Linked DNA regions of Mus musculus: region 2 is linked to region 1. A link is a loop called in an ENCODE intact Hi-C map of the cell type or tissue named here. Cell type or tissue: left cerebral cortex. All regions are shown on one strand. Each heading gives the region's core, and the rest is flanking DNA. Links, peaks and the distances in the headings are about the cores only. Region 1 has its middle 43 kb from the start of 1700061I17Rik. Region 2 overlaps Plppr5 (phospholipid phosphatase related 5).

The links. A loop is a pair of places that touch in the nucleus more often than their neighbours do. Peaks named below come from ENCODE experiments on the same cell type or tissue, not always from the same donor. Only the 100,000 strongest peaks of a DNase experiment are listed, where the experiment ranks them.
Region 2: a loop joins it to region 1, with 2.4 times the contacts of the local background. A loop is called at or near these places in 3 of 42 quality-filtered maps.

What each region holds. Positions count from the first base shown.
Region 1 is chr3:117,112,278-117,128,553 of GRCm38, reverse strand. No RefSeq gene overlaps it. Among named protein-coding and RNA genes, the nearest start is that of 1700061I17Rik, 43 kb to the right of the region's middle. In left cerebral cortex, for the core only: CTCF peaks have their summits at 7,970 (motif pointing left) and 10,534 (motif pointing left); DNase peaks (open chromatin) are centred at 6,156, 7,454, 7,976 and 10,518.
Region 2 is chr3:117,673,093-117,689,368 of GRCm38, reverse strand. It overlaps Plppr5 (phospholipid phosphatase related 5), which reads right to left. Exons shown (of 6, transcript NM_029425.3): 6 at 1-2,753. The coding sequence ends at 2,721. Among named protein-coding and RNA genes, the nearest start is that of Plppr5, 110 kb to the right of the region's middle. In left cerebral cortex, for the core only: no CTCF peak of the experiment used is centred there; a DNase peak (open chromatin) is centred at 9,972.

The DNA.
Region 1 (16,276 bases), core at 3,772-11,771:
CCATGTAGGGGTACATGTGAGTTCATGTGTGCATGAAGGTGTATAGGCATATGTGTATAAAGGCTAGGGGTGGGTTTCAAACACCTTCTCAATACCACTCCATTTTAGTTTTTGAAGTAGGATATCCCACATGACCTGGTGTCTCCACTTCAGCCATACTGAGTGATGAGTATGTGCTAGGGATCTATCTACCTCCCCCTGCACAGTGCTGGGATGACATGACTGTACATGTGGATGCAGAGATCTAAACTCAGGCTCGCTCGCTTACACTCCATTGACTGAGCCATCTCCCTAACCCAGTTGTGAATTTCTTATTTTTTCAATTTTTTTATTAGATATTTTCATTTACATTTCAAATGTTATCCCCTTTCCTAGTTTCCTTTCTGAAAATCCCCTATACCCTTCTCCCACCCTGCTCCCCAACCCACCCACTTCTGCTTCCTGGCCCTGGCATTTGCCTGTACTGGGGTATATAATTTTCAGAAGACCAAGGGCCTCACCTTCCATTGATAGCCAACTAGGCCATCCTCTGCTACATATACAGCTAGAGACACTAGCTCTGGGGGATACTGGTTAGTTCATATTGTTGATCCTCCTATAGGGTTCCAGACCCCTTTAGCTCCTTGGATACTTTCTCTAGCTCTCCATTAGGGGCCCTGTGTGCCATCCTATGACTGTGAGCATCCACTTCTGTATTTGCCAGGCACTGGCATAGCCTCACAAGAGACAGCTATATCAGGGTCCTGTCAGCAAAATCTTCCTGGCATATGCAATAGTGTCTGCATTTGGTGGCTGATTATGGGATGGATCCCCAGGTGGGGCAGTCTTTGGATGGTCCATCCTTTCGTCTCAGCTCCAAACTTTCTCTGTAACTCCTTCCATGGGTATTTTGTTCCCTATTCTAAGGAGGAATGAAGTATCCACCCATTGGTCTTCCTTCTTCTTGATTTTCTTGTATTTTGCAAATTGGATCTTGGGTGTTCTGTGTTTCTGGGCTAATACCCACTTATCAGTGGGTACATATCAAGTGACTTCTTTTGTGATTGGGTTACCTCACTCAGGATAATATCCTCCAGATACATCCATTTGCCTAAGAATTTAATAAATTCATTGTTTTTAATAGTTGAGTAGTACTCCATTGTGTAAGTGTACCACATTTTCTGTATCCATTCCTCTGTTGAGGGACATCTGGGTTCTTTCCAGCTTCTGGCTATTATAAATAAGGCTGCTATGAACATAGTGGAGGATGTGTCATACCTCAACCAGTTGGAACATCTTCTGGGTATATGCCCAGGAGAGGTATTGGGGGATCTTACGGCAGTACTATGTCCAATTTTCTGAGGAACCACCATAGTGATTTCCAGAGTGGATGTACAAGCTTGCAATCCCACCAGCAATGGAGCAGTGTTCCTCTTTCTCTATATCCTCACCAGAATCTGCTGTCACCTGAACTTTTGATCTTAGCCATTCTGACTGGTGTGAGGTGGAATCTCAGAGTTGTTTTGATTTGCATTTCCCTGATGATTAAGGATGTTGAACATTTTTTCAAGTGCTTCTCAGCCCTTAGGTATTCCTCAGTTGAGAATTCTTTGTTTAGCTCTGTACCCCATTTTTAATGGGGTTATTTGAATTTCCAGTGTCCAGCTTCTTGAGCCCTTATGAATTTCTTATATCTCATGTTTATGAAAAAGTATTATTTATTCACTGTAGATTTATGGATTATTTTCCACTATAAAGGACTTCTTTGACTTCACCTGTATCTCATGGATTTCTAAGTAACCAAGGAACTCAGCCAGTTAGCGGGAGAGCGAGTAAGAGAGACACTCTCAAACCTCACTCTCACAAGGTCAATATACTTATTCTTCACAGAAATTTTTATAAGATCAAAAGTGGCTGGTCATAGTTCTCAAATATGTTAGGCAATTGCTGTCCTTTTGTATGACTGCTTGGTACCCATGGATGCGGTTGTCCTGTGGAAGTCATTCCCACTTCCATCCATGTCCTCTATAGTCTCTCCCTCTGCTTTCAGAAGGCATCTGCTTCCATCCGGAGTTCCTTCCCATCCTTTGTGACCTCCGCAGGGAACAGCTCGAGATTCTCTCCCTACAGATTTTCTCTAACCATCATAAGAGAGCTCTCACCGAGACCCTGAGGCTTTTGCACACAGAGGAGGTAACTAGGATCATTTGCACTAAACTGACTTCGAGAAGGGAAACAACTTCCATGTGACGGATAGCTGACCTGTTGTGTTATGTGCTTCTGAGTCATTAGCGAGCATTCAAAGCACAAAGCTCCTACTAGCGATTTAGTCCAGCAACTCGGCTTCATTTATGTTTAGCATAAGTTGGAGAGACTAGTGTTACCTTTCTTGTTACAGCTTCAAAGTTTTAGTATCTTCATACTTCCAGTTCTGAAAAACAGTCCCTCCTCTCCTGGCTCTGAAGGAAATTGCTGAAAACAAGAAGAAAACTCCAGAAATAAGGATACTAAAATTTAACAAAAACTAACAGGTCACTTTTACTTACTTTTTTAATAGATTTTTTTTTGAGACACAGGACTCACGTAGTACAGACTAGCCTTGAACTCTCATTGTGTACATAAGACTCGCCTTGAACTCTTGATCCTTTTGCCTCTCTGTGTGATATTAAAAGTCCAGTATTCACCACTATGCCTAGTTGTATGCAGGGCTAGGAAATGTATTCTGCCAAGTTGACAATTCACACTAACTTTCATAAGTACCTTGAGATACTGCCCCCCAGGAAACTTGATCCTCCTCATTCAGTTAGGAATCAAGAAAATACACATACAGACTTTCATGCAAGCAAACTGATAGAGATTTTTCTCAGTTGATGCTCCTCTTCTCATTGTATTTTAGTTTGTGTCAAGTTGACACAAAACTTACCAGGCCACGTTCTTATAAAAGCTATTCATCATAAAATACATTCTGAATCATATGGATTAGGGAGGGTGCCAAAACAGGATTTATCAATATTTGTACTTTTCCTTCTTTCCTAGTTTGTTTTCTGTTGCTGTGATAAAGCATTCTGACAAAAAGAAAATTGAGGAACAAAATGTTTATTTTAGCTTACACATCTAAGACTTCATCATAATATTGCATCTCTCTCTCTCCAAACTTGAATAAATAAATGAAATGAAATTCTATAGTTCTACCCAGTGAGATCACAGAATTCTGGAGGTCCCCGTACTTGTAGTCTGTGCCCTTGATAATAGGGTATGGCAAGGAATTTTACAAAGAATTTGAATAACATAGTGGCTATTTCATAGAATATGAGAACACAGAGTGATTTTTAAAAATTATTATTTGCATATTTCCTTAATATCCAGAGAAAACGGTATAATCTTTAGAAACCAGAAGAAAGATATGGTCCTTTGATTTCTTCCCTCTTTCCTGTCTTTTCTTTGTTTTAAATGTATTTTGTTAATTTTTATACATTTGAATTAAAAGAAATTGCATCACTTTTCTCCTTCCCTGTCCTCCCTACAGTTCCCCCCAAGTCCCCACCCTCCAGCCCCTGCGCTCAGACTGATAGCAGTTCTTTTTCTTTACTATTGTTACATACATAAATATGCATGTATATTTGCATAAATGCATGTGTACATCTGAATAAATACATAAATACAACCCTCTGAGTCTGTTTATATTGCCTTTCTCAGCAGTCATTAGAAGCCTGCGGTTCTTGGTCTTAGTGTGTGTCTTAGCTAGGGTTTTACTGCTATGACAAGATACCTTGACCAGGGCAACTCTTATAAAGGACAACATTTAATTGGGGCTGGCTTATAGGTTCAGAGATGCAGTACATTATCATCAAGGCAGGAAGATGACAGCATCCAGGCAAATGTGGGGCTGGAGGAGCTGAGAGTTCTACATCTTCATCCAAAAGCATACAGAAGAAGACTGGTCTCTAGGCAGCTAGCACAAGGGTCTTAAAGCCCACACCCTTAGTGACATACTTTCTCCAACAAGACCACACCTCCAAATAGTGCCACTCTCTGGGCCAAGCATATTCAAACCACCAGTGTGTCTTAGTCAGAATTTCTATTCCTGTGATCAAACACCATGATCAACAACTGGAGGGAGGGAACATTTTTTAAACTCTCAGATTATAAATCCATCATCCATACTAATCAAAAAGGGAACTCAAGGAGGAATGTGGAGGTAATAACTGGTACAGAGGCCATGAAAGAGAGCTACTCACTGGCTTACTCTCCATGACTTGCTCAGCCTCCTCTCTTATATCACCTAGGACCATCATCCCAGAGGTGAATGGCCCACAATGGGCTGAGAATTCTCAAACCAATCACTAACTAAGAAAATGTACTACAGACTTGACTATAGGAAAATCTTATGGAAGCATCTTTTCAGTTGAGAGTCCCTTTTTCCAGATGATTCTAGCTTGTATCAAGTTGACATAAAACCAGCCAGAACAGAATAGAACCCCATGAGATTTTTCTCTACTTCTACACTAATGCATTTACTGCCATTGCTGTTGATCAGGTTTTGTTTGTGTAGCCATTTCTATGAGAGACTGTTTCATAGCAGACATCTTGATATTCTGACCCTTACAGTTTCCTGCCCCTTCTTCCATGATGTCCCCTGAACCACAAAGAAGCTGTGATATATGTGCATCCACTGAGAGTAGGATCCCAACAATCTATTGATCACTACACTGTGTCCAGTGGTGGTTTTCTGTGCTGATCTTTATTTGCCATTAAAAAAAAAAGTTTCTTTAATAAGGGTAGTAGCAATACTTATCTATGGGTATAACGATAAGATTTAGAATATAGGTAGAGATTATGCTGGCGTAGCAAAGTGGCAGAAGTAGATTCTTTTCCAAAACTCATGACTCTAGTTTTCCCAGGAATTTAGCTAAGTTTCTAGCACCAGCTGCCATTTTGCTCTTTTGGGTAGACCCTAAGTCCAATTAGATAACTGTAGTTTACCACATGTGAGTACCACTTATGAACTTTATGGTATCATGCCTTACTGGTCACTGTAGTTCATAATGTTTGTAGGAATATTAACCACTTCCCTCTCTTGGCAGTGTGCATGGTACCTTCCTAGGAACACAGAAGCAAGTGCACAGAAAAGAGGCCTTCGGGTGGATGTGCTTTAATGCTCAGATGCCAAGAATACTCTATTATAGTAGCTAGGTAAGACGTAAACCCAAGCCTAACAAATGAATTAAAATACCTTGTATTCTTCACAGTTGATGTTTTGCCATGAAAAAAGCAGCCATTATATGCACTAGGTTAAGATAGATGGATGGATAGATAGATAGATAGATAGATAGATAGATAGATAGCAATCCAGATTTCACTAGAAATAGCTTCTGTGAAATATCTAGAATTTAAATGAGACTTTGCACACTAATCTAGAACCCGAGAAAGAAGCTACAATCACTTGTGTCTTACCTTACAAAGAAATTTTATTTCTTCTTTTTTAAAAAAAATACCTAATATTCTATCTAGGGAGATGGATCCATCAGTAAAATGTCTTCTCCATAAGCATGAAACCCTGAGCTTGGATTCCCTGAGTCCATATAAAACATGCTGGACTGCGTGATATATGTCTAGAACTCCAGTCTTGGAGAGACAGTGGGGAGGAGACAAGGAGATCCCTGAAGCTCATTGGCCAGCCAACCTAACCAAATGGATGAGTTCACGTTTAGTGAGATACAGTCTCAGGCACAAATGTGTCAAGCAGTCAAGGAAAGATATCCAACCTCAATTTGGATCCTGCATGAACACATATGTAAGCACCTACAAACACATGTATGCACATATACAGACCACATACATACACAACATACACAAAAACTTTTATAAAAAACCTAATGTTAATGATACATTATATCTACTATTTAAAGTGTATAATATTAACAATATAACTTAAATTAATAGAGTATGTATGCATGTGTGACCCAGTTCAAAATAGAAAGCATCCACCCAGCAGTCACACATACTCACTCGGTGGAACAGAGTATCTTAAAATTTAAGCACATGCGAGCACCAATCGTACAGATGATACTGAAACCTAAAGCTTCTCTAGATTATGGAAATAAACCCCAACTCTGTGAATGAGCTCCTCCTTCATATAGGGAAAAAGAGGCAATATGCTTCACTCAAGACAGCAGATGCCAGAGGCCAAAATAGCTACATTCACAAGGGAGATCTCTCTGTGAAATCAGCAGATGGTGAAAGCTCCCCAGAAAATGGAGCTTTTTTTTTAAACACTGGTCCCTGAAAAGAAAAGTAAGATGTAGGTAATTGGAAAAGAAGGTTATAAGGTATTTGAGGTCATAGGAACTGTGTGGTTAAAAAAAAAAAAAAAAAAAAAGATAAGTCATGGAAGGCAGGAGTGTATAATGTACCTCCATTGAGCAATCTGTGCAATCAGCCTGGAAGGAGGGATTCAATGCAAAGAGCCAGAAGCATCCATCTAAAATGCTTGGCTGATAATGAAATCCTCAAGTTTTTAAAGGAACCAAGTTACTATAAGGAAAAATATTTTATCACTTTTAATGTTTAGCATTGCCAGCGCATGGTGATTGAGAAGTGAAGACTGAATTCAGTTAGCATTTAGAAGTATTTCTAAGTTCTCTAGACAATGAGCCTCCTTTGCCCTAGGTATCCATGCTCAGTTTAGGGAATGTTTAAGCAACTATTCCTGAAAAATGCAATGCTCAGGGCTGGGTAAATGGCTCAGTCAATAAAGTGCTTACTGCACAATCATGAAGATGTGACTTTGACCCTCAGCATGAACACTGCAAAAAGTCACGAAGTGGTGGGACAGAAACGATTCAGCAGTTAGGAGCACCTACTGCTTTGGCAGACGGCCCAAGTTAGGTTCCCAGCGCCCATATCAAGTGGCTTGCAATAATCATCCCTAACCCTAGTTCCAAGGGATCTGGTGCCACCTTTTGGCCCCTGTAGATATCAGCACTCATAGGCCCATACACAGAAAGCCAGAAAGCCTGCATGTGCGCACGCACACGCGCGCACACACACACACACACACACACACACACACACACACACACTAAAAATAAAATTTAAAATACAATCTTTAAAAGCCAAGTGCAGCAGGATATGCTTGTAATTACAACAGTGGATAAGTGGAAATAGATTTTCTGGTCGGTCAATCTAACTCAGTTAGAAAGCACCAGGTTCGGGGGAGACAATGTTTCAAGTAAAAATAAAAACCTGTCTGTCTGTCTGTCTATCTGTCTGTCTTGGAAAGGACTACTAATGCTGTGATGAAACACCATGACAAAAATCAAGTCGGAGAGGGATTATACTTCCACACCACTGTTCATCATCAAAGGATGCCAAGACAGGAAAATGGGGCAGGAAGCTGGAGGCTGGAGCTGATGCAGAGGTTGTGAAGGAGTGCGGCTTACTGGCTTGCTTTCTTGTAGAATCCAGGAACACCTGGCCATGAATCACCCCACTCATAATGGGCTGCACCCTCTGCCATCAATAATTCATTAAGAAAACGCCCTACTGGCTTGCCTATAGCCTGATTTTATGGAGACATTTTCTTAATTGAGGTTGCCTCCTCTCAGATGACGTTAGCTTGTGTCAAATTGACATAAAACTACTCATCATATATATCTCTATCTGTCTGTCTGCCTGCCTGTCCCTGAACTGCTTGTTTCCTAGGCATAGACTAAGCATATCACAGACATTTTCTCCCATAATCCCAAAACACTCCTGTAATTATGGTCATCCTCATTGTGTAGATGAGGAAATGAGGCTTAAAGAAATTAATCGGCTTGCCCAAGTTCATGCCGCCAGTGAGGATGGAAACAAGGCCAAAAGCAGGTATTTCTGGAACTAAACTGCATGTTCTTAACCGGTTTTCCTGATGGTGTTCTCATCACTAATTAGTAGTTTCATGTTTGGAAGCTGCCGTTGGTCCTGGCCTTCCTTGTGCATTCTATGCTGCCACCATCTGGTTTCTTTTGAGAAGTTCAGGCTTTTCCTCTGCAGTTATTCTCAGACTCATTGGAATCCTGCATTCCCTTGAAGAGAGGGCTGCAATGTGTGTGGATTCGGTGTACGTGACTTAAAAATCTCCAGCCTTGTCAGTATATTCCCTATTACACCAGTGTGATGTGTTAGGGCCACTGAGATTTGAATAAAAATTAACTCAGTGACCAAATTGTGCTAACAAAAGACAAATTCAAAGCCAGACAGCCATGGTGTGGAAAGGCTGCTGGAGGCAGGGCAACCCTGAATGCAGGGAGTAGAGGGAGCGTCATGCACATTCTCTGCTGTTGATGAGGAGATGCTGGACTTAGTCAGGACAGAAGAGCTGAGAAGGAGACGCAGGCTCCAAGGCAGCGGATTTTCAACCTTCCTAATGCTAGCAAGCAGGATATCTGATATGCAACCCCCCCCCAGGGGGTGATGACCTCCAAGTTCACGACCGCTGTCTGAGGTCACAGGGAAGACATTCAGAAGAGTCAGGAAGGAGCCAGTAGAGATTCGTTCCTTAGTCATTTGCTTGCGAAGGCTTACAACCACAACCTTATGAAAAATGAAACACCTTCGCATGTGTAACAATGATAATAGATCCTTTGCCAATGCCTTGCTGACATCCGGTTTCTTCTGCTAGTCTTCATGCCCCAGGGTGTATGAAGCCTGGTTTTCCCTGTATGGGAGGTAAGAGCAAGACAGAAGCGTGTTTCATCTCTATGGCAAAGTGAGGCAACATCTGATGTAGAATGGGCAAAGGTCGGCAGTTGGAAGCTCTACATTGTACTCTGACCTCTCTGCCCTCTGAGGGTTTGGGAGCCTTGAAGCTGGCCGACCTGCCAGAGCTATACAGTTCATGCACCTTGAATCTCTTGTTTGAGAGCATAGCCATAACACTTATCGAGATTCTTAGAACAACAAGACATGTGTTTAATGCCTGCTCAACTTCCCAGCACTACATTTATTACTTCAATCAGGATGACTGCCTTTTCAAGACCAACCCTGGGCTGCAGAGTGAGACCGTATTTCCAAAACAAGCAACTCCAAAACCACCAAATCTGTTGTGTTGTTTCACTAACTTGCACAAGGATGCTATAAAGTGTAGATTCAGCCCTCCCCCTAGTACTACATAACCGACAAATGATCTAACTCATCAGTCCTTGTGAACATGCTAAGAAGGTAGAGTCTGTCACTAGGCCTGAGAAGCTGAACAGCATTCAAGGTCAAACAGAACTGTGAAGCTGTCAGGTTTCATCTAGTCCCAAAAGCTATTAACCACACTGCACTCTGACACTTGTTCAATACCTGGGTGCCTCCCACACCTTATACATGCAGGTGCACATGTGTGACTGCCCTGGGTGCCTCCCACACCTTATACATGCAGGTGCACATGTGTGACTGCCCTGGGTGCCTCCCACACCTTATACATGCAGGTGCACATGTGTGACTGCCCTGGGTGCCTCCCACACCTTATACATGCAGGTGCACATGTGTGACTGCCCTGGGTGCCTCCCACACCTTATACATGCAGGTGCACATGTGTGACTGCCCTGGGTGCCTCCCACACCTTATACATGCAGGTGCACATGTGTGACTGCCCTGGGTGCCTCCCACACCTTATACATGCAGGTGCACATGTGTGACTGCCTTGGGTACCTCCCACACCTTATACATGCAGGTGCACATGTGTGACTGCCCTGGGTGCCTCCCACACCTTATCCACGCAGGTGCACATGTGTGACTGCACAGTCCTGTGTCTGCCCCTTACTCGGCAGTGGTCTGGCAGGAGGAAGAGATTCAGAGTTCATATGATCAGAAGCCCATCATTCAGTGCCCACTCTAACACCCCCTCCCCCTTCTGTCTACCTGACGAGGAGGAAAGTTTAACACAAGATGACAACGAAACTGACGAGCGGGAAGTTTCAATTACCAGCGTCTGGGATGCGTAGAGTCTCTCGGAAGAGACAGGATTGGTCTTTGAGTTTCTATAGTGATGGTTGTGAATGTTTCAACTAGCCATGGTTGTACTATGACAAGCTATGACAGGCTACATAGCTTACACTGCAGAAATGCATTTTCTCATAGTCCCAGAGGCTATAACTCTGGGGTCCATGTATTGGTAAGGTTGGTGTCTTCTCAGGCTTACCCTGCCTGGTAGGCTGTCATCTTCTCCACATTTTCCTGGGATCACTCTTCTGTATGTCTGTCTCTATCATACTCTCTTAGGAATTCTTCCGTCAAATATGATTAGTACTTTTTTTAACATCCTAATTTTAGAGCTGGGTGGTGGTGGCACTTACCTTTAATCTCAGCACTCAGGAGACAGAGACAGGAAGATACCCATTGTAACTTATTTATCTCCACGAAGATCTGTCTCCAAGTACAATATACTATATAGATTCTGTCTTCAAGTACAATCACAGTTTGAGAACTGACTTGGACACTAATGTATATAGAGGGAAGAGAATGGCTTATAACTGTCATTCACAATGACAGTTCCAGGAGATCTAGCACCCTCTTCTGGCCTCTGCAAGCACCAGGCCCTCACACAGTGCCCTTACATACAAGAAAAACACTCAAACATGTAAAATAAAAATAAATAAATCTTTAAAAATACTTGGCCCATTACTTATAATTTAAAAACATCTGTCAGTTGGGATTATAGGAAGTTTTGTTCAAAGCAAGTTGATTCTAATTACTTTGTTTCTTCTTATAATCACATTCGTGATTACTACTCCCACATTAAAAATAAGATTTTTTTTCAGACAAGTAGCATTATTATTTTGTCTAGAATATCCTAACAACATCCTGAGAAGAACTATGTATGTACCAATATATTCAAACACTTGAAATAAATTCCTGTTTTTCAAAATAAGTAAGACTCGGTAATCAGGTTTTTAATTAATTAAATACCCAGGCATATAATTACCAATTTTATACATTTTAAACTCTAGAGAAAATTAGCATCAAGTAGCAATTATAAGTCTAGTATATTTATACTTTATAAGTTTTCATTTGGAATATTCTTAGGAGTAGAAAACAGTTCATCAAAAAGTAGATTTTTACCCTAAGAACTCAAACAAAGTAACAGAAATAGTCTTTACTCTAGGGTTGATGATGGACCTCGCTGTGCATTCTGGAATTTGTTTTGTTCCTTTCTGTAACATCCCAGAAATAACAAAACATCTCAGTAAACACGGGGTGATTTGGTCACTCCTGGTGATGGTTCCAACATCTCTAAGCACAGTGATCTACTACTGCCACAAAATTACTACGTAGCATGGAAATTTTGTCTAAAATTCTGTCATGTCATTGCCCCACTCACTTTAATGAGAAGAACTGAAGCAAAAGCCCAAAGTCATGCCAATCAAATGAATATTAGCTCAAAATCTCTTGTTAGACTGTCAGTTTTCGTGTGCAGTGAGCTGAGGTTAAACATACGCTAAGCCAATGTTTCCTAGAACATAAGGTCTGCGACCCACGCTGAAAAACCAAGGACATCGAACTGGCCAGCATTCATCCTGCATCCCTAAGAGAAGATAATTATTGGCCCTGAGAGTGAACAACACTAGTCAAAAGTTCTTCAGGTGTAGAACCAAACCAATATTGTATAGATGAAGGGCCAAGACGATGAGTCAATAACTATACTCCCATTCTCCTGGAAGAGGCTAGTTGTGAATTCATAGAAATATCATTTAAGTGTTTTATGTTCCCTTCTAAGGATCAATTAAGAGAGAGACAAGTATAAGGAAAGATCAACTAAATGCACAAAGTATTGTGTCTCTTGCCATGCAAAGGTTTGAATGGCCACCGATGCATCTGTTAGGTGGCCAAACTACATTAATTATGATTATAGCCAAGCCTCGATCATACAATAAGGAAAACAAATTATTCAGATATTTTGTCCCACCTAGCAATTCTTTCATCAAGCTGCAAACAATTGTCATCAACATGAAAATGCAAACATTTGATATGGAGAATCAGGTCATGTTATGTTGAGTCACTGGTAAAAAGCATTTGATCCTCATTGAAGGCTGAACGTCATGGTTATTTAACATTGGGGGCTGATGGTGGAGTGGGATTGATGCGGGGGTGGCTATCACTCACTGTATTAGGCTAGTACAGGTTTTCTGTGATTTCCTGCATTTCACAATGCTACTTTAGCCACCTAGAAAAGGAACAGAAACTTTCCACTTCTCTTCCAAGTTCTTATTACATCACATGAGACCCTCCAACATGTAATCTTAAAGTGTCCCTGTGATAACACTTTTAGAACACTGCATTGTTCTTAAGTTCTGCATAATGAATCCTTAAAGACTATAGGTTATAGGGTTTTAAACAATTGTTTAACTTAGAGATCTCTTTTACAAAATAAGGTGTCTTCGTTTGCTTCTTTCTTACTAGGATAAATACCATGATCAAAAGCAAACGAGGAGGAAAGAATTAGTTGGCCTTACAGGTTATAGTCCGCCATCCTGAAAAGCCAGGGGAGAAAAATGGAGGCAGGAACTGGAGCAGAAAACAAGGAAAGCTACATACTGATTGTCTGTCTTTTCTTTCTTTCTTTCTTCTTTTTTTTTAAATTTTTTTCTTTTATTGGATATTTTCTTTATTTACATTTCAAATGTTATCCCCTTTCTACCTTTACCCTCTGGAAACCCCCCATCCCACCCCCTCCCCCTCTCTCTATGAGGGTGTCCCCCCAACCATCCACCCACCCCCACCTTCCCACTTTAGCATTCCCCTACACTAGGGCATCGAACCCCCACGGGATTAAGGGCCTCTCCTCCCACTGATGTCCAACAAGGCTACGTATGGGGCTGGAGCCATGGGTCCCTCCATGTGTACCCTTTGGTCCAGTCCCCAGGAGCTCCGGAGTGTCTGGTCGATTGACACTATTGCTCCCCCCAAGGAACTGCAAACCCCCTCAGCTCCTACAGTCCCTTCTCCAACTCCTCCACTGGGGACCCTGTGCTCAGTCCAAAGGTTAGCTGTGAACATCTGCCTCAGGTTCTGGCAGAGCCTCTGGCTTTCTATGATGTGGTCAGCTTGCCTGCTTTTTGTTTTGTTTTTAAATATCATTTCACATTTGTCGTTATTTAAGGAGACATTTTTTGTACGTGCTAATCTTCATGGAACTACCCAGGTTGCTTTTTTAAAATATACAATGTAGAGAAAGGCGTGGGACTGCCCACTATGGGCTGGACCATCTGACACTAGTTGCTAATCAAGAAAATTCCCCCACAGATCTGTAACCTGACTAATCTTCTGAGGGCAATTCCTCAATGGAGGTCCCCTCTTTCTAGGAGACTCCAATTTGTAACAAGTTGACAAAAACAAACAAACAAACCTAACCTGCTCAGGACACTCCTGTAGGTTCCCGCTCAATAAACATGGAGATCCAAACCCTGTAAGGTATAGGGGTTTTATATGAAAAGCTTTTATAGAAACAAGGAATTCGGGATACAGCCACTGTTGCTTTCTAAAGTAGGGACTGAGGTGAATGAACATGGCTCACTTTGTACTCTTTTTCTAGATCTTAAAGATATTTCTCTTCAGCTGTAGAAATGGCTTTGAGATGTATCATGACCAACCCATTTATCCTGCTTTATAAAAAAGCAAACATCACCAAGGTTCTGCTTGCTAACTCAGAAACCATACATGTTTACAAATGAGCTGTTGCCACAACTTCTGTCTTGGATGACCCACTGGGAAGTGGGAGAGGGTGGGTTGGTAAGCAGGGGGAGAGGGAGGGGATAAGGGGTTTTCCGAGGGGAATCCGGGAAAGGGGATAACATTTGAAATGTCAATAAAGAAAATATCTAATAAAAAAAGAAAGAAAACAACAACAAAAAAAAAAAGAAAGAAAGAAAAAGAAAAAGAAAAAAAAAAACCAAGGGGTGAAGTAGTAGCATCTTCATTTGAAGTCCTCTAGAAGACTTCCAGGCTTCCAGGCAGCTAGGACAGGGATATAAAAGCTGATGCTCACAGTGACACACCCACTCCAACAAGGCCACACCTCCTAATAGTGCCACTCCCTGGGCCAAGCATATTCAAACCATCACATTCCACTCCCTGGAACCCATAGGCCTGTCAAACACATGAGTCTATAGGGTCATACCTAGCCATAGCACAATAAAAAATGTATTTAGTCCAACTTCAAAAGTCCCCATAGTCTATAGCAGTCTCAACGAAGTTTAAAGTCCAAAGTTCGAAGTCTCTTCTGAGATCCATCCAATCACTTAACTGTAATCCCCAAAGCAAGAGAGGAAACCCTCTGGGCAAACTCCAAACTCTGCATCTCCATGTCTGATGTCAAAGCAATCTTCAGATCTCTAACTCCTTTTTCATCTTTGTTGACTGCAACAAATGTCTTTCTCCTGGGATGGTTCCACTCCCTGTTAGCAGCTTTCCTCAGCAGATTTTCCATGGCCCTGGCATCTCAAACATCTTGGGATTTCAAGGAAACTTCAAAGACACAGCTTCTTGTTCCAGTGTCTGGAATCCACACATGATCTTCTGGGCTCCTCCAAAGGGCTTGGTTCATATCTCTAGCTCTGCCCTCTGTAGCACTCTAGGCTCTAGTTGACTTCATTCCACTGCTGCTGCTGTTCTTTGTGATCATCCTATAGTACTGGCATCTCCAATATACTGTCTACCCCTGCAACTAGACTTCACCAATAGCCTCTCATAAGCTCTCTTCAGGTCTCCTCAATTCCTTTACAAGACCCCTTTAGTCATGGGCCATAAACTGCAACTGAGGCTGCCCCTTCACCAATGGCTTTTCCTGGCCTCTCACAAAGCCAAGCCTCGGTTGCTCTCCATGATCCCTTCATGCCTTCAAAATCAGTACCACCTGGGTGACTTACACATGACCAAGTTCAGCTACAGTACAAGGTACAACCTTAGGTATGTCTGGAATAAAACTTCTTTGTGCTCTCAGAAAACACTTCCCAGATTTCACCTCAGTGATGTTGGTCTCTTCTTAATCATTGCTAATTTCTTAGCTCCAGCTAACCAGCACCAATTATCCCAGTAGTCTCCTTATCTTCTTGATTATAAAGCCAGAACCAAATGGATAAAGCTGCAGAATTCTGCTGCTTGCTAGGGCTAGAACATGACCCCTTGTTCTATTACATTATCATCAGCTTTCTGTTTTCCAACTCCCTCACTGCCTAAGCTTGACTGTCCTGGAACTTGCTCTGTAGATTGACCTTGAACTCAAGAGATCTGCCCAGCACTATCTCTTAGGATTAAAGGTGTGTACCACCATGCCTGGATTTAAGCTTTTTTTCTTCACTTAGAACTTGCTCTGTCCCAGGCTGACCTTGAACTCGGAAATCTGCTTGGCCTTGTCTCCTGAGATTAAAGGTATGGAGCACCATGGCTGGATCTAAATTTAGCTGTGTGGGATCTTGCCCCAAAGTATCACTCCCTTGATCTGTTATCTCCTAGAACACAGGATTCTGCTTCATTCTACTTCCTGGTGCCCCTTTTACGCTTGAACCGTATATTTTCTATGTTTCTTTTCTCAGCTTGCTCTTTCTCATTAAATTATTCTTCATAAGAGTGAACTTTACTAACCACACAACAGAATTTATGCCAGGCTGTTTTGAGACTTCCTTTTTCAGAGTAATTAATCTCTTTATCTTGGTCTCGGGGAGACTTCAGACAATGGCAAAAAGCAGCCACATTCTTCACCAAAATACCACTAAAACAGTCTCTAAACCATATACTAAAATTTTCCACTGAAGCTTCTTGGGCCAGGTCTGCACAGTTCAAATCACTCTCAGCAACAACGTCTTCCATATTCCTACTAGGATGGCCCATTAAGTCTCACTTAAAGGATTCCACTGCTTTCCAAATCCAAAGTCCCTCAATCCGCATTCTTCCAACCAAAAGCATAGTCAAGACTATCACAGCACTACCCCAGTCCCTGGTACCAACTTCTGTCTTAGTCAGGGTTTTACTGATGTGAACAGACACCATGAGAACTGGGGAAGTTGGAAGTAACTGCATCATCTGTCTCCACTAGATTGGCCAGTATTCTAACCTGACGGTTCTGTGTTGGCCTTATTCATTTTTCTGCTTATGCTCTCACTGTGGCTCCAGCCGCCACAGTTTCAAGTCCAGTGGGGTTGTCTTAGTGTTCATCTGGCTCAGCCTCTGATCAGTTTGATAGTGCACTTTTTAAAACCTCTCCTGCCCATCGCTTCCCACTCCCTGTTTTAATCCCTTTCCCCCTCCTCATTCTTGTTCTCTAGCCATTCCTCGG
Region 2 (16,276 bases), core at 5,043-13,042, 560 kb before region 1:
AGGATAGATCCTGAGAAAAAGAGAGGCCCAGTTAGAAGTCGAATAGACAAACTCTATCAAAGAAGGCTCACCTCTCTTTTAACATAAAAGAGCCTTTTAAGTTACCTTAGGCATCATCGGATAAGACTTGTGCAGAACTTCTGCCATGCAAACAGATACTACTGAAGTTTTCATCTTGAACAATTTACGTTGACCTGGGCCCCAAAGAAGCAGAATAAAAATGAGAGTCTCTATCGGAAAGGCATGTGATTGCCTGCTTTTACTATGTATGTACATATTTATATATTGATATTAGTGCTTTCTTATACAGGTCCTAGGGATTGAACCCAGGGCCTGTGCATGCTAGGCAAGTGCCGTACCACTGAATTCCAGCTCCAGCCATTGTTCTGACGTTTTCTGAAAGGTATAAATTTTAAAATAGTTCTAAGTAGTTGCATCATGGTTAAGCACTCTTGGCTGAGTTTGGTTAATTCGCATGCATCTTTAATTTTTTCCTGGACTTTATCATTGTACAACCTTGGGTTCATGATGCTTAAATGTAATAGCAGAAGTGATTTAACTTTGACCCTGATTAGTTCTTTAATTTATAACTCTTTTAATCTGACCAGGTTTAGGAAGGTGAAAAACTTTATCACTGACTTATGTAATGTTAAGGCCTCCAAGGGGAAATTCACTCCCGTCTGGGTCCTTTTGAATGGGTATAGGACCAGTAGCCTTGAGCAACTGTATAGACCTAGTCAGCTACCCTGCCTTTGCTTGGCATTATGGTCATATCCTTTATTTCAATCCTAGGAAGCAAATTTGCCATTGCTAATGCTTTCTAAACAATGTCTTTAAAGATTGTCAAGACATGCAAAGTTTGCTCTACATTTCCAAAAGAATAAAACTGCTATAGAGATTTGCAATTCATAGAAATGAGATTTTTTTTTAATTTGGCTTTCAGTTGACATATTTTGACCTCTTCAGAATTGAAATTGGGCAACTGAAATCCATTTGGAAGTAACAGAGAAGCCTTTGGTTTTAATTATTTGCTGATTTCTGTTGAAATTAAGAGAGCAAACTAAATGTTTAGACTAGAAAGATTAAAAGAAATCATTTTTCTGCACATTTAAGTCAAAGTATCTTGGGTTAGCCTTAGAGATTGCAGAGTGACTCATGACTTGATCCTCCTTCTTCTGTGGAGACTGTTTTCATCTTTAACTTACATGGTCACTGTATAACCTGTCCCTCAGCCCCTTTCCTGAGAGGTAGCTGAGATGCAGAGATGAGAATCTTCATTTGGACCTCTCTTCTACCAAAAGCCTCACATTCAGACACTAGAATGTCATTATTTTAAAATAGGATTATAAATAGAATCCTAAATAGCTCTGCGTTTGAAAGAGATGTTTTATGTTCCTCCATGTAAGTAAGCTTTTAAAATACTGCAGACCTTCTGTTCCTAACTTTAGCATTTCTTCATTTTTTTTTCTTAAAGATAGGTAGTTTCTCAGAACCCTAATGGCCTCTTAATGGCCTCAGTGTCATGAATGTTGAGGCAACTGTGGCATATTTGAGAAAAATAAGAGTTTCAGGGTAAATCTGAATTTAGATTTAACTCTTCCCTTGACTAGTGGTATGGACTGGGCATGTTATCAGTCTTGGCTTTATTTTTATCATATGTAAATAAAGTCATCTTTCAATATTTATACAGGATTGCCATAAGGATTAAATGATAACTATAAATACGTTTAATTAAAGTATTAGACAATTACAAAAATACATTAATCATATTTCTAGTATTTTCATGATAGTATTTTAAGGTGTGGTTCTTTCTCATTTAAATTATTTGAGTTCTGGACCAATTAGAAAATTTAATAATGGACCATAGCCATTTTGAGACACTGTTAATGATGGAAGGCTACTCAATAACAAGGTATCATGGCTGGATTTACCTTAATGTATTCTAAATATTGCCTGCATTAAAAAAAATTGCAGCACAACCATTAAACCACAACTGTCAAAGAAAAAGTCCAAATAAATAATTTTAATTATGATACATTACTCAGTGACAGTAAAAATTGGCATTTTCCCCTTTAAAAGCAGAAGCACCAGTCTTAGAATATGTAGTATGAATGGTGTTTTAAGTGAAATATAGCATAATATAATGAGCAAACAATTTAGTATAGGACATACTTTCTAAAAGTAAAGTGATTCCACACACTGAAATCTGTTAAAATGGAAATAATGTCATGCTGCATAATAAAAAGTCCCCAGAACTTTCAAAATTCACTTCAAATTAAATATGCTATACTGCTGAATAGATATATGAAAAATTAAAAAGACTTAACTAGCCCAAAATAGAGGGTTTCTTTTATACAAATATAACCCATGTGGGGGTTTCTTTCCACATAGTCACAGAGATTCTTTTTGAGAAACTAAAGCAACCATTTTATTTAAGAGTTGACTTGTTCGTTTTATCATCGTGTTTTCACTGAACACCCACACTTTGTGCTGGGCTTTGTCGTGGGTGGCGGGGATGCAGAAGAGGAAGCCATGGTCCTGCTCTTGAGGAGCTCACAGTCTCGTGGGAGGGCGGGGCAGAGAGGGTGCTGTCAAGTTTTAAAATTATAAAAAGTGTCCTACATCTTTATAAATTTCCTGTGTAATCAAATAAACTCTGTTATGAATGTATGGTAAATAGGGATGATGTCCAGTGCAGGGAAAAACCGTCTGCTTCAACATCATGTGACTTCCGCAAAGGCAGTGACGTGGTTCTGTAAAAGAAAAGGGGATTCCAAAGTCAGAGTCCTAGGTCAACTGATTTAACAAAGTATTTAGCATTTTTCACAAGTAACTATTAACTTAATATAGAACCGTTCCCCACATGTTTGTTGCTACAACACAGTGTTGTTAAACTCACTTCTCTGTTCTGTTACATAATTTTAAGCTAATTATATCTTTTATTCAGTATTTTTAATTAACGGAATAGATTAAAATGTTATACCTGTTTTACTCAGAATTAACACTAAAATTTTGGTAGATAAAAATGGCCATGGCAGACACATTAATATTCTGTTCACTGTTAACAGAATTTCAATGTGCATGCTGTAGTTTCAGACTAATTGCTCCCTGAGAAGCAGATGGTGTGGAGTGAGTTGGGCCCATGCACGGACTGAAATAGCATTTGGTAGTTGACAGAGATCTACTTCAATACTTCATTTTTGAGGTATGAATTCAGACTCCACGCTACAAGCTGGGTTTTGTTGTTGTTTTGATTCTGCTCCTCAGAATTCTTTATAGTCTCATCCCTTTTGCTTCTTTTCTCTTTTTTTTCTTTTTCTTTTTTGTTTCTTTCTTTTTTTTTTTTTTTTTTTTTGAGACAGGGTTTCTCTGTATAGCCCTGATTGTCCTGGAATTCACTTTGTAGAACCGGCTGGCCTCAAACTCAGAAATCTGCCTGCCTCTGCCTCCCGAGTGCTGGGATTAAAGGCGTGCGCCATCACGCCAGGCTCCTTCTTTTCTTTTAAAAAGCCAGAAATTATAGAGAAGTAAACCTTCAGAATGGCTAAAATTGAAATAGACTCAGACCTGTATTACACTATGTCACAGACACTAAGGCAGCATAGTAAAATTTTGACGCTGTATGATTAACTCGGACACACATGGGTTTGCGTTAAGATAGAGCATGAAGGTCAACACCATCGTCTCACAGCAACATCACAAAAAGGTCATCACACTGCCTGTTCAGAGTTACACAGACTGAGAGTTAGACATGAGTGTAGAATAGAGATTAAGCCCAAGTAGTTGAAGAATAGAACTTGCCAAGTGTCCATTAGCAAGTATTCTTTCTAGTCCACAGCACAGCAGCAGGCAAAATACTGAGGCTTGTCCTTGAGTGCAGGTGTCTCCTGGTAAAACAGTCACTTTGTGTCTTAAAAATCACTTCAGATGCTGAAATTTAGAAAATTTAAGACCAGTTTCGATATTCTACATGTCTGAGCGGCCAGATACAGGTGTTAAAAACTGAGCTTAGATGGTCTTTTGAGCAGCAACTGCTCATAACCAGAGTCATTTCTCCAGTCCAATTAAGTCCAAATTTAATGCTCCAAATTCTACGTGAAAATCTCCATTTTACTCCTTATTTTTCTCTATATACAGATTATACCATATAAATAGAACCATGTAACATAATCAGAATGACATGTAAGCCAAACCTCATTTTTATGACACCAGAATTTGGCGATGGCTTGCTGTTTGTCAAGATCTGCCATTCAGCAAGTTCTTTTTTTTTAAAAAAACAAAAACAGGAAGATGCAAAAGTAATCCTGAAAAGTATTCAGAATCAAAAGACTTGCAAAGTCTTTTAGAACTTAATTTTTAGTACTTACTGAAAGGCTATTTCATTAAGGAATACTGCATTCCCAATGAGGGGGAAAATGGAACTAAGAATAACAGCAGCTGACAAGCTACCACGTGAGGTGCAGTCCTTCTGCAGTTGTGCTGGGGACCTGCACAGAAGGACACAGTGCTCTGTATTTACTCCAGTTTTGCAGTACAGCTCCAACACCAGTGCGCTAATGCGCACATACGTTTATTGCCTTAATTGGAGGTGTTCACAGTGGCTAATCCCCATTATCCAGCCGAAGAGCCTGGCAAGGCAGTCTTTAAAGGATCTCCCCTGGGAATTTTCTTCTTGATCATCTTCAATATATTGGGTTTGGAAGACCTACGAAATGTGTTTTACATAAGATTTAAATTTAACTTCTTTGCTTCAGTGAATGTATCTGTTGCTTCAGAGTTCTAGGTTGTTTCATTGTTAGATCACACACCATGTTTAAATAAGGTTTTAAAAGCATCCTAAATGGATAGTATGTTCCATGGCCCTCAATAAATTGTCATGTGAAGATTTTCTTCAAACTAATTTATAAATGAGTGAGGTCATTTATCAGACAGAAGTGAGTAAAATTCCTTTTTTTCAAGATGGCAAAAATGATCCTATAACTTAATAAGAAGGTTTAAAATCAGCTTAAGTTTTTAAACATAAAATGGAATGCCTGTGCTCTGATCTATTGTCTAGGTGAGGAAACTGACTGGCACAGTAGACTCTGCAGGCAAGTGGGTTGAATATAAAGTGATTAAATGTGGGCTCCATCACAATACAAGATTGCCAAGCAGTTAGACCATCAAAACCCCTAGCTTTCTCACCTATAAAGTGCAGATATACTTATGAATGGAGTTTTACTAATGTTAAATTATACATGCACAATATTTCTTGGCCCCATTTCGACAATCTATTTGGGTTTATCTACTATTTGTTTTTGGTTGATAAAATTAAAAGGAACAAGCTAAAATTAAACATTTTAGAGAATCAAAGATGAGAAGGAAAGAAAAATAATTTAAAATAGTCTATAGTTTATAAATAAAATTCATCGTTTGTTCTTTCATCAAAAGTTCAGAAAACATGCAACTATAATAGGCAAACTAACTTCAAAACCCCATAGTTTCTTACAAGAAGGATACAGATTCATTTAATGACCCAAGGCAATTTGTGCTGTGTTCTGCTCCATAAGCAACACTTTTTTATTACAAAGTCTCCTTCTTATATTGGTGCCTGTGCCACAGGATACATTGATTTCAAAGATACAAAATATATTAGATCCTGAAAAACATCTGCCACTAAGGATTTTGAATAAAAAGTTGTAGAGCTAGTGTCAAATCCACCAGCCAGTCCATAGTTACAAGAATGCTGCCTCCATTTTGCCAGGGGAAGTTAAGATCAGATGTCACAATCATGAACATTGTCATACTTCATTCTCCTATTTGCATCCTTATTTTATTCATTGTCTGCTTTGAGGCAGGGAGCATGGACAGGAGAGAGAACAGAAAATGGCTGATGTAATGGCCCAGGCCTATAAGCCCAACCAAAGGATAGGATTCAGAGTTCAAGGGCAGATGTTGTTACAGAAGAGCAGCCTGGTGTTACAGAGACTCTTCCAGAAGAAACAAAACATCCAAAAACGACAAGCAATAAAAGTAGAATTCGCCCTAAAAGGAGAATGTGTTCTGTGAGTCCCACTAATATGTCATGTGAAATCTTCCTCCTAATGGTTTGTGAAAGGAGTAAGATCATTTAGTAAAAAGAGATCATGTTTTACTGATGAAGAAAGACATTGTTAGAGAAATTCAGACTTGGGCCCAGGAACTTTGCTGTAAAATTCAAAGTAAGCAATAATTTTGTTTATACAAAGTGGAAATGCAAGAGAATAAAACTGAGAAATGAGCTTCATTGGGCAGGAGGACAGTTTATCGACACTAGCTTTGTTGTAGTGCACAGTTTTGTATTGATTCGGAGTCTTCTTTCCATTCCTTTTTTGAGCAACTAAAAGGCTCTTCGTTTCCCTTGTCTGTCTGACTGCAAAGTTTGACCACGTGGACATTTCTTGACTGCAAATTCTGACACCCACCCCAGTTTTAGGTTCTATTTTCCTCACTCATCTGGCCTCCTCAGTTGATGCTTACCCTCCCCAAGCCTCTTATCCCCACCCACTTAACTTTACCTATTGGCAAATGACTCTTTCTACCTTTTCTTAGGAGATGCTACAAAGTAAATATGTGTGTCCCCTGAATGTCCTCATCTACCACAGCTCTTGGCACTGCCCCCTTTGTTTGCTTTCAAAACAATCTCACTCATCACCATATTGTAATCTCACATGATTGGGAAGTCTACTACAGGCTTTGACTTGGTATTTATTCAAGTTTCATTTATTACAACCCTAATAGAATCATGTTGATATTCCTAGTAACTGAAACTTACCTATAAGTTATTCTTATGTTTCTTTCACATTAAGTTAACCTAACTAACTGTAACCTTGTTTGTTTGATTCCATTTTAACCTTTAAAAATGTTGGATTGGCTATAGAAGCACAGAGCAATTCCCCAACCAAAAAGAGTTAGAGGACATAGGTAAAGGAACAGGTGTATAATAAATTCCTTTATAACCAGTTGCTGATGAACACCAAGAAGCTTGCCAGTTTCCATAAAACTGCACAAGTCAGTAAAAATCCAGATGGCCCACTTTCCTTTTCCAGGTGTGTGTGTGTGTCTGTAATTTATGAATGAATAAAAAATGTTTATTCATACAAAATCCTGTACATTAATATTCATATCAGCTGCATTCATGATTTCCTTCAATGACATTCAACCCAAATATCCTCCAGCCAGCCAATGGGAAAAGAAGCTGAGGTACAGTTACCCAACAGAGCACCTCTCACCAATTTGGGTAGAAAGCCCATTGACCCCTAAAAAGGAGGCAGACTAAAACATTTACATACAATGTCAGTCCATTTATGACACCCTGGGAAAGGCAGAAAGAAATACAGGCACAGATGGCAGATTAGTGGTTATCAGGGGTGAATGTTAGAGGTGGGCTGATTGTAAAATGGCAGCTGTTCTGGGTAGATTGAAAATTCCATAGCTTACTATTGTTGATTATTACATGAAATCCTACTTTTGTTAGAACCCATAAGATTAGGAAATTTTAGGGACTAGGGAGATACCTTCATATGTAGAGTGCTTGCTCTACAAAATTGAAGACCCACGTTCCATCTGCAGAACCCACTTCAAAACTACCAGGTATGGTGGTGCACAGGTGTAACCCTAGTGCTGGACAATCAGAGACAGCAGAGCACCTGGGGCTCACAGGCAAGCCAGCCTAACTCACTGTCAATTCCATGGTGTTCAGGGATCAGGTCTTAAAAACAAGGTAGATGATATTTAAGAAAGATACCCAAGGTTGGTTTCTGGCTCCCACATACACATGTGGATATATACCTGCACACACACACAACATCAATTTTACTGGATATAAATTATTTATTACACCTGAATTTATTATTTTTTTGAAAAAATAGGACAACCATGAGCTGTCCAAAGCAAGGTACTAATGTTTAGAATTTGGGTTTTCAGATATGGAATCATTATTTCAATATCCAATTGTTTTGACTCCGCAAGAAAATTATAAAATAAACATACTGGAAAATATTCTAATAACACATTTAAAATAAGCTACCTTTTTGTTTGTGTCTAATGAGCTGATGAAGAGTCTGAAGAACAATATTTTCCACTGTCAAAGAGGACATGGATGCATGAATTAAACCTAGAGCATTCATTCCCCATTCAGCATTTCCATTCCTATGAACTTAAATCAGTACTTCACCATACAAGGACACATAGCTATGTTTGCTTTAGTGTTGTTAATAACTGTGGGACAAAGAGTCTTTTATACTGTAGAAGAGGCTCACATAATTCATACAGATGATAATTTCTCTACATACTTTCATATTATTGTATAAGAGAGTGATCTTGAATTTGATCTCTGAAGTGACACATGTAGAATATATTACCCTCAAAATGAAAAATACCATTTTTACTATGACCAGTTTTCTGATCCTGGTCATGTTACTCCTTCATTATATGATGGCAATAGGCTGTATTCCAATGTTTTCTTACAGAAACTAAAATGCCATTTTAAGTGTGAAGTTCCCACCTAGCTTGAGACATCTGTTTAACTTTCATGGAAGCTTAGCTTTTACTGTTGAGTTTGATGATATGTTTGTTTTATTGATTTATAACTGTATCTATGGTAACAGATGTGAGCAAACCAAATCATTTGGTATAAGCCTACTTGTAGAGAAATCCATGTACACAATCGCAAAGGTTTTGGTTTTATTTTGTGAAACAGGCTCTTATTATGGAGCCTCGGCTAGCCTCATAGTCTCTATCTAGGCACTGTGGTTTTCTAACCTCAGCCTTCAAAGCGCTAATGTTACAAGAATGTGGCACCACACATAACTTTCTCACAGGGCCTTGAAATCTGCTTTAAAAAAATGTTTCAAGGTGCTTGTGGCAATAGATCAGCAAGAAAATTACGTGTCATACACATATGAGGACCTGAGGTTGAATTCTAAGTAACCAGGTAAAAATCTGGGCATACCTCTCTTGTCTCTTGCTCTCTTGGTCTCTTCCCTTCCCCACTCCGTTCCCCATTCCCTTCCCCTCTCTCCACATATTCATGGCCGGCCTCTACTTCTCTTCTTTCTCCCTCTCTCCCTCTCTCTGTCTTTCTCTGCCTCTACTACCGTCTTAACTCCACTCCCCATGCCCTGAATAAACTCTTTTCTATATTTAAAAAAAATCTGGGCATAGTAGGTATGTCTATTGCCGGATGTCATTCAGGTTCAGTGATAAAACATGTCAAAAAACAACTTAGAGAACAATAGAGGGAGACACCAGGTATAAACCTTTGGCTTTACTACTCAAATTCATACATGTTCATTCCCATTCGTATGTATACATAAACACACAGATGCTTATATACACCCCACATCTATAACACACACATACACACAGACAGAGACAGAGACAGAGAGAGAATTTCAAGTTATCACTACAATTGGATATGTTTATTTCCTGTCTATTTTGTTTTGTTTATCTGAATACTTCCTTCCTCCTTTTGTCTATCTTCTATCTCTTCTCCCACTTTCCCTCTTCTCTCCTCCCATATTTTCATTTTATTTATGTATGTATTTATTTTTCAGATCAGGTATCCATCTCAGGGTCTCAAACACAGTAGGCATTCAACTACTAAGCTGTAACCTCAGCCCTGCATTTTATTTTTTTAAACAAGAAACAAGATATCCCAATTGCTGACTTTTGCTTTCTGACTCCATCTTTACCTAAAACAATAAATTTAAAAAGTGTGTGCGGGAGGGGGTGGGAGAGTCAGTTCCAAGACGATGTGCTTGGCTTGGCTTACTGTCTATTCCCCTAGTTGTAGCTATTTTTCTCTACTCTAGAGTATTTTTGTGGAGTACTTTCTCCACAGAAAGTTTTCACCATTCTTAGACATGCCACACCGAAGGGAGTGGTTGACAGCTTTGAACACCTTGCCTGTGTATGAATGCGTGTGCTGCTGAGGAGAGATTGTTCGCCCACCACTGTGTATTCTCCCTTAACTAACGGCTGAGTGAATCATATCCGCTTAAGCTATATTCATCACCCACGATGCCATTCAAAAGTAATTCTCAGAAAGAAGCTCTTACTAAAGGCCCCTGGGAAATTGAAAAAAAAAGTCTGCTTGTCATTCTTTATTTAATAAAGTCCATAGATATAGTGTGGAAAAATCACCCTGAATGTGAAGACCTAAATAGCAAAAACAATAATGTGAAACCATGACAACAGATGCTGGTATGTCTAGTGCATAGTCAGTCTAAAAGCCGTTAATGACTGCAGCAAATATTTTTTGTTTGTTTAAAGCTTTCTTCATAAGAACATTTTGGTTATGTTTTTCCCTCCCCAAACTCCTTCTAGATCCTTCCTAACTCCCCATCTACCTAATTTCATCTATCTATCTATCTATCTATCTATCTATCTATCTATCTATCATCTAGGTATCTAGGTATTTAGGTATCTATCTGTCATCTATGTATCTATGTATGTATGTGTCTATCATATGTATATATATATATATATATATATATATATATATATATATATATATATGTGTGTGTGTGTGTGTGTGTGTGTGTGTGTGTGTGTGTGTATGTATATATATAATTATGCATCTAGGTATCTATCTGTATACACACACACACACACACATATATATATATGTAATCATCTAATCATCTATGCATCTAGGTATCTATGTAACTATCTATCTACCTATCATCTATCTATCTATCATCTAGGTATCTATCTATCATCTATGTATATATGTATGTGTTTATCTATCATCTATGTATCTATGTTACTTTCTACAATCTATGTATATATATAACTATCTATCTATCTCTATCTCAAATAAAAAACAGAAAAATTAAAACATGCTTAAAAGTTTTTTAAAAATGAAAATCAAAGCAAATAAACAAAAATAGCTTAGAAGTACATACATGTCACATTTTAATTGTTTCCATTTTAAATTTTGTTTTAAAGCAAAATAAAACACATGAGAATGACATGTACATTTTGATTTATTTTAATTACTTTCCATATATACTCAAAATTAGCCTTAAGTGCCTAACGTATGTATCAATTTATGCCCATTAACTACTGCAATGTCTAATCACTACTAAGGTTGTCTTTTGTGGTTTTATAGAACATTATATACCATCCAGCAGTTCCATGAAATAAAGATTTGCTTTATAGAAAAGCAACAGAATCTTAAGTAGATGGAGGGTTACAACATCCTGAAACTTCAAAAGAATTTTTACTAGAGAGCATGGCAGTGTATGATCATGTTTGCCTTGGGAAAAAGAAAGAAAGAGAGAGAGAGACAGAGAGAGATACAGAGAGAGAGAGAGAGAGAGAGAGAGAGAGAAAGAAAGAAAGAAAGAAAGAAAGAAAGAAAGAAAGAAAGAAAGAAAATAAATCCCACCACACACATAAGAGATCCTGAGTTTGAAGTACAAAGGAACTGTTAAAAACTAGCTCTCTTCACAGGCAAACACACACACTACTAAAAGAGAGTGTGCTGTATGTGTGTATGTATGTATGTATGTATGTATGTATGTATGTATGTATGGCTCTAGAGAACCATGCCTAATATAGCAGGCTCCTATCTTTTCTGTGTGGGAATGCATGTGACTTCACAAGGCATACTCTGACAATCTCCAAAACCCTGTGGTTCCCGAAGCCTATTTCTCATTCTATACACTGATGGCTAGGTTCTGTGGAGCTGATCCACTTCCCATGTTTTCCTGTCCTGGAGTGTAGGCTGCCATAGACTCCTACCAGGAAAAGGCATAGTCCAACAAAGTGGACAGAAATTCTCAAGGCCCAGGAAATTTCTGACCAATGAAGTCTCTATCAGTTCTATTCACAAGCCAGTAGAGAGTGCAAATTAAATGAAGCAGAAAAGATAGTCTGCCTGAAGAAGTACTTAGTGGTTGAGATTGACACTGTCACCTACCACAACATCTGTTAACTGTTACTTTCCTTGTTGTTAAAGTTGTTACAAACTGTAATTGTTTACTTTTTGTCAGTACTGTTAATTTTCATGAATCTCTAAGAAGTTCTAGTGAATATTTCAATTTGACCTTGTATCTGTTTTACTCTCCCATATTAAATATTCATATATTTATTTGGAAGAGAACATTTATTTTTACACTATATCCTAAGGTATAAAGAAAATTAGATAATACCATCACTGCTCTGATGGCCGCCCTGTCCTAGAAGATAGGCTTTGGCGATTGTCTTCTCTACCTCGTACCTTTTCTCTTGTCAGTTTCTTTGTATTGCCCTTTTATTTTTAATCTAAAAAAGCAAAATAGTTTTAATTTTAATTGTGTGCATGTGTGTGTATCCATGTGTGAGTTTATGCACTTGAATGCAGGTACCTGCCAAAGACAGAAGTGTAAGATTCCCCTAGAGCTGTGTTAAGCAATCATAAGTCTAACACCAGTATTGGAACTAGAACTTGGGCCTGACCTAGGAGCAGTATTCCCACTTGACTCCTGAGTTATCTCTCCAGTGCTCTTTTTAGTCTATCTCAGTCTACTTGTTTTTGCTTTCCTCTGCATGGACTTCTTCCTTTCTGACATCCAATGTTGGTTGAAGTCCCACCATGCCGTCACCTGTGTTCTCTCACTGGTTCTAATCACACAGATTATAGTTTAGCTTCCATCCCACGAGTTCTCTTTAATTTCTGGTATTGTGGAAAGGAGATGCCACAGACAATAAATGTGTGTGTGTGTGTGTGTGTGTGTGTGTGTGTGTGTGTGTGGTATGTGTGTGTGTGTGTGTGTGTGTGTGTGTGTGTGAGAGAGAGAGAGAGAGAGAGAGAGAGAGAGAGAGAGAGAAGAGAGAGAAAGAGAGAGAGAGCAGTATTTGTTTAGATGTATTCATTTGTATGTGGGGGTGCATGAACATTTGATTGAATGTGCACAGGCCAAAAGTGACCCTGGGTGATTTCTTCAATTTCATTCCACCTTATTTTTAGACAGGGTTGCTCCTCAAGAGGAAAGGTTCCTCAAGAGGTGAAAATGGCTGCCTGTTTCTGCCTCTACAGCTCTGGCGCTATAGACACAGATGATATTACCTGCCTTTTATGTGCATGCCAGGGACCCAAACTAGTGAAGCAAGCACTTTGCCAATGGTATCATCTCAGCCCTCTCCCTGTCTTCCCTCACCCAATAAAAGGTTTACATTGTCTCATATTTGTCCCAAAGTCAGTTTAAGAGATCTAAGTTCTTCTCCTGATTATTCCTGCTTGAAGCAATCTAGATTTAGCTCAATTAAATTCCCTAAACGGTGTGAAAAGGCTTTGTGAATGGTCTAAACATTTCCCTTAGTAACTATTGGATCTTCACTGTCTGCATGAAGGAGAGAGAAGAGCCCATTCTCTGTCCTCATTTGAATGGAATGTGTGCGGAAACTCATGTGAGCATCTTCAGCAAGATAATTTTATTTCTATATAGTTTTGTCTCATGTTTGCTGACCCACCACAGATCATGGTACTGTGCAAGTTAACTTCTACTCCATAAAGCTGGCACAGTCCTTGAAGGCAACTGTTCCTGTTGCTTTTGATATGCTTAGCCATTTTAAAAGATATAATTGGTTTTAGTTATGCGTTGGAGTGTTTTGTTTTCATGTATGCATATCATGGGCATACTGGATACCCAAAGAATCCAAAAGACTGTATGTATCAGATCTTGTGAAACTGGATATTCAGGAAGCTGTACACTGCTGAGCAGGAGCTGAGAACCACACCTGGGTTCTCTGGGAGAGCCATCCTGCCAACTGTTTGTTTATTTATATTTATTGTTTTGACATAAAACAGTTACCCACTCAGTTTGGGGATACTTATTCAGTTTTATTCAGAGCCCCTTCGCCTGTCATGACATCATTAACCAAATTTGGGGTGGGGAATCCATCAATGTGGATTTGTTTATGCTGCATCTAGCAGAATTCCTAACATTTTGACATTTTGCTGTAATTTTCACTCTGATAATCAACTATTATGGAGTCAAGACCTTCCCTATTATTTCTAACATAGAAGATAAAGGGTGGTAGAACTATAATTGGTTGCATCAGTATTTTCCTAGAAGAAAACACAGATCCTTGATTCTTGGATTCCTAAGGGAAATTAATAGTGTCTTTTAAGTTTCTGGAAACATCCCAGAGCCACCAACACTGCCAATTCTTCTGGAAATGAACCTCAAAGGAGGAAGCTAAGAGAATGAGTTTGGGGGACAGGACGTGACACCTGAAGGGAGCTGACTCTCTGGGAGTGAGATGGTAGGAATTCTAAGAAAGGAAAGACACCTGCATATGCAAGAGCCAGAGCCACTGTACTGAGGGGACTTCAGGTGGCTGCAGGTGGACCTGAACACATGGGAGCTACAAACAAGATTTCAGTGTTTAATTTGGCAGAAGAAAATAAACAGAGGTCTTTCAAAAGGATTGTGGAAATCACAAGGAAATAGCACAGGGGTGTAAATTAAACTGGATGCACCCCCCTAAGGAATTTTAGTTAGTCCGATCATATCATATCGACAGTGTAATGAGACCAGACCTTTTAAAAGAGCTTAACAAAATGAAATACTTTAAAATTGGAACTATATTGAGTTGTGCATGTACTCATGAACAGCATAGTATTTGATAATAGAGAGGAAGAGAGGAAAAACGAAGAGAGAAAGACAGAGAGGGAGTAGAGACAGAAAGAAAGGGGTGGGGAAAAATGTGGAGGCAGAAAAGGAAGATAATAAAGCAAGCCTGGGGAGTGGACATAAAATCTTGTTTCTCTGGCTCAGTTTATCTTAAGGTTTGAGCACTGCTGTTAGTTCTCTCTGTCTCTGTCAATTTCTCTGTCTCTGTTTCTCTCTCTCTCTGTCTCTCTCTGTTTCTGTTGGTCTCTGTCTCTGTCTCTCTCTCTGTGTCTCTGTGTCTCTGTCTCTGTCTCTGTCTCTGTCTCTGTCTCTCTCTCTCTCTCTCTCTCTCTCTCTCTCATACTCACTCACTCTGCTACCCACACACTCCTTTCTACATACTAGAGGTGAAATACTTCTCTGGGAGAATACTATCATAGGATGGTACTTCCCTAGAGTTGACTGAGAAAGAATAACCCACCGAGACAGTGGATGCCATCATCACACAAACTGGTCCTGGACTAATTATAAAGGAAAGGGGGTAAAAGTTAGTTGAAGATCCGCTTTCCTCTCTCTCTACTTCTTGATTGTAGAAGCAGTGTGAAAAGGCACCTCACACTCCTACAAACTATTTCTTCCTTGCCATTGTGGCTTTCATCTTTGAACTGTGGCCAAAATAATCTCTTGCCCCTTTAAGTTCTTTTCTGTCAAATATTTGTTACAGCAAGATGAAATGATTTAATACACTAGTCACTGAGATTGAGTGAATTGACTAAGGTCAAAAATTTCCAAAATTTCCAAAATTTCCAGCCTGACTGTTCATAGATCCATGAGCAGAGAGGCATACTGTGGTATGGATTCTGTCATGAGAACATTCACCATAGTTTTAACAATCCTCTGTGGCTAGGGACTTAGACTCATTCTGACTAATGTGATAAACAGATGAATAAAATTATTAGCTCTTCACGATTTAGTGGTCATTGGATTCCAATGAGATGCTTACTACAGATGAGCCATTCATTTCATAAAAGGGAATGGATATTCAGATATTCTTATTCAGAACCCATGACTTTTCCTCATAAATTATGATATTTGTCAGTGATGAACTCCCCATAATAAAGGAAAAGTCACTTGCATAGAAATGAAGTGTACCTGTGTTTATCATTATACTGAAGGTCATAGTTCATCGAATGTGTGCTTTGAACATAAGAGGTTTACCAGTTTACATAACTTTCAGAAGAAACACACAGACATGGAAAAAAAAACAGCATGGCATGATACTAAAGCTCTCAGCCCTGTCTGCCCATCAAATGTTGACAAAACGTTACTCTTCACTCATCAGAACACCACTGTGAAGGAACAAATGCCATTTTTAAATTAATGGTTATCCCAATCAAAGGAGTAGGGGAACTTTGCGTGCTCCCCTCCTTTATTTTTGCAATGTGAACCATAACAAAAGCAATGTATTTATTCCACACAGTCCCCCCTGCCTTCCCCCTGCCTCTCTCTCTCTCTCTCTCTCTCTCTCTCTCTCTCTCACACACACACACACACACACACACACACAGACACACAGACACACAACACACACACACACTCATGAGTAGAAAGCTCTTGAAGTTCCCTTTATGTTACTGCCCTCTAGTTCTAGC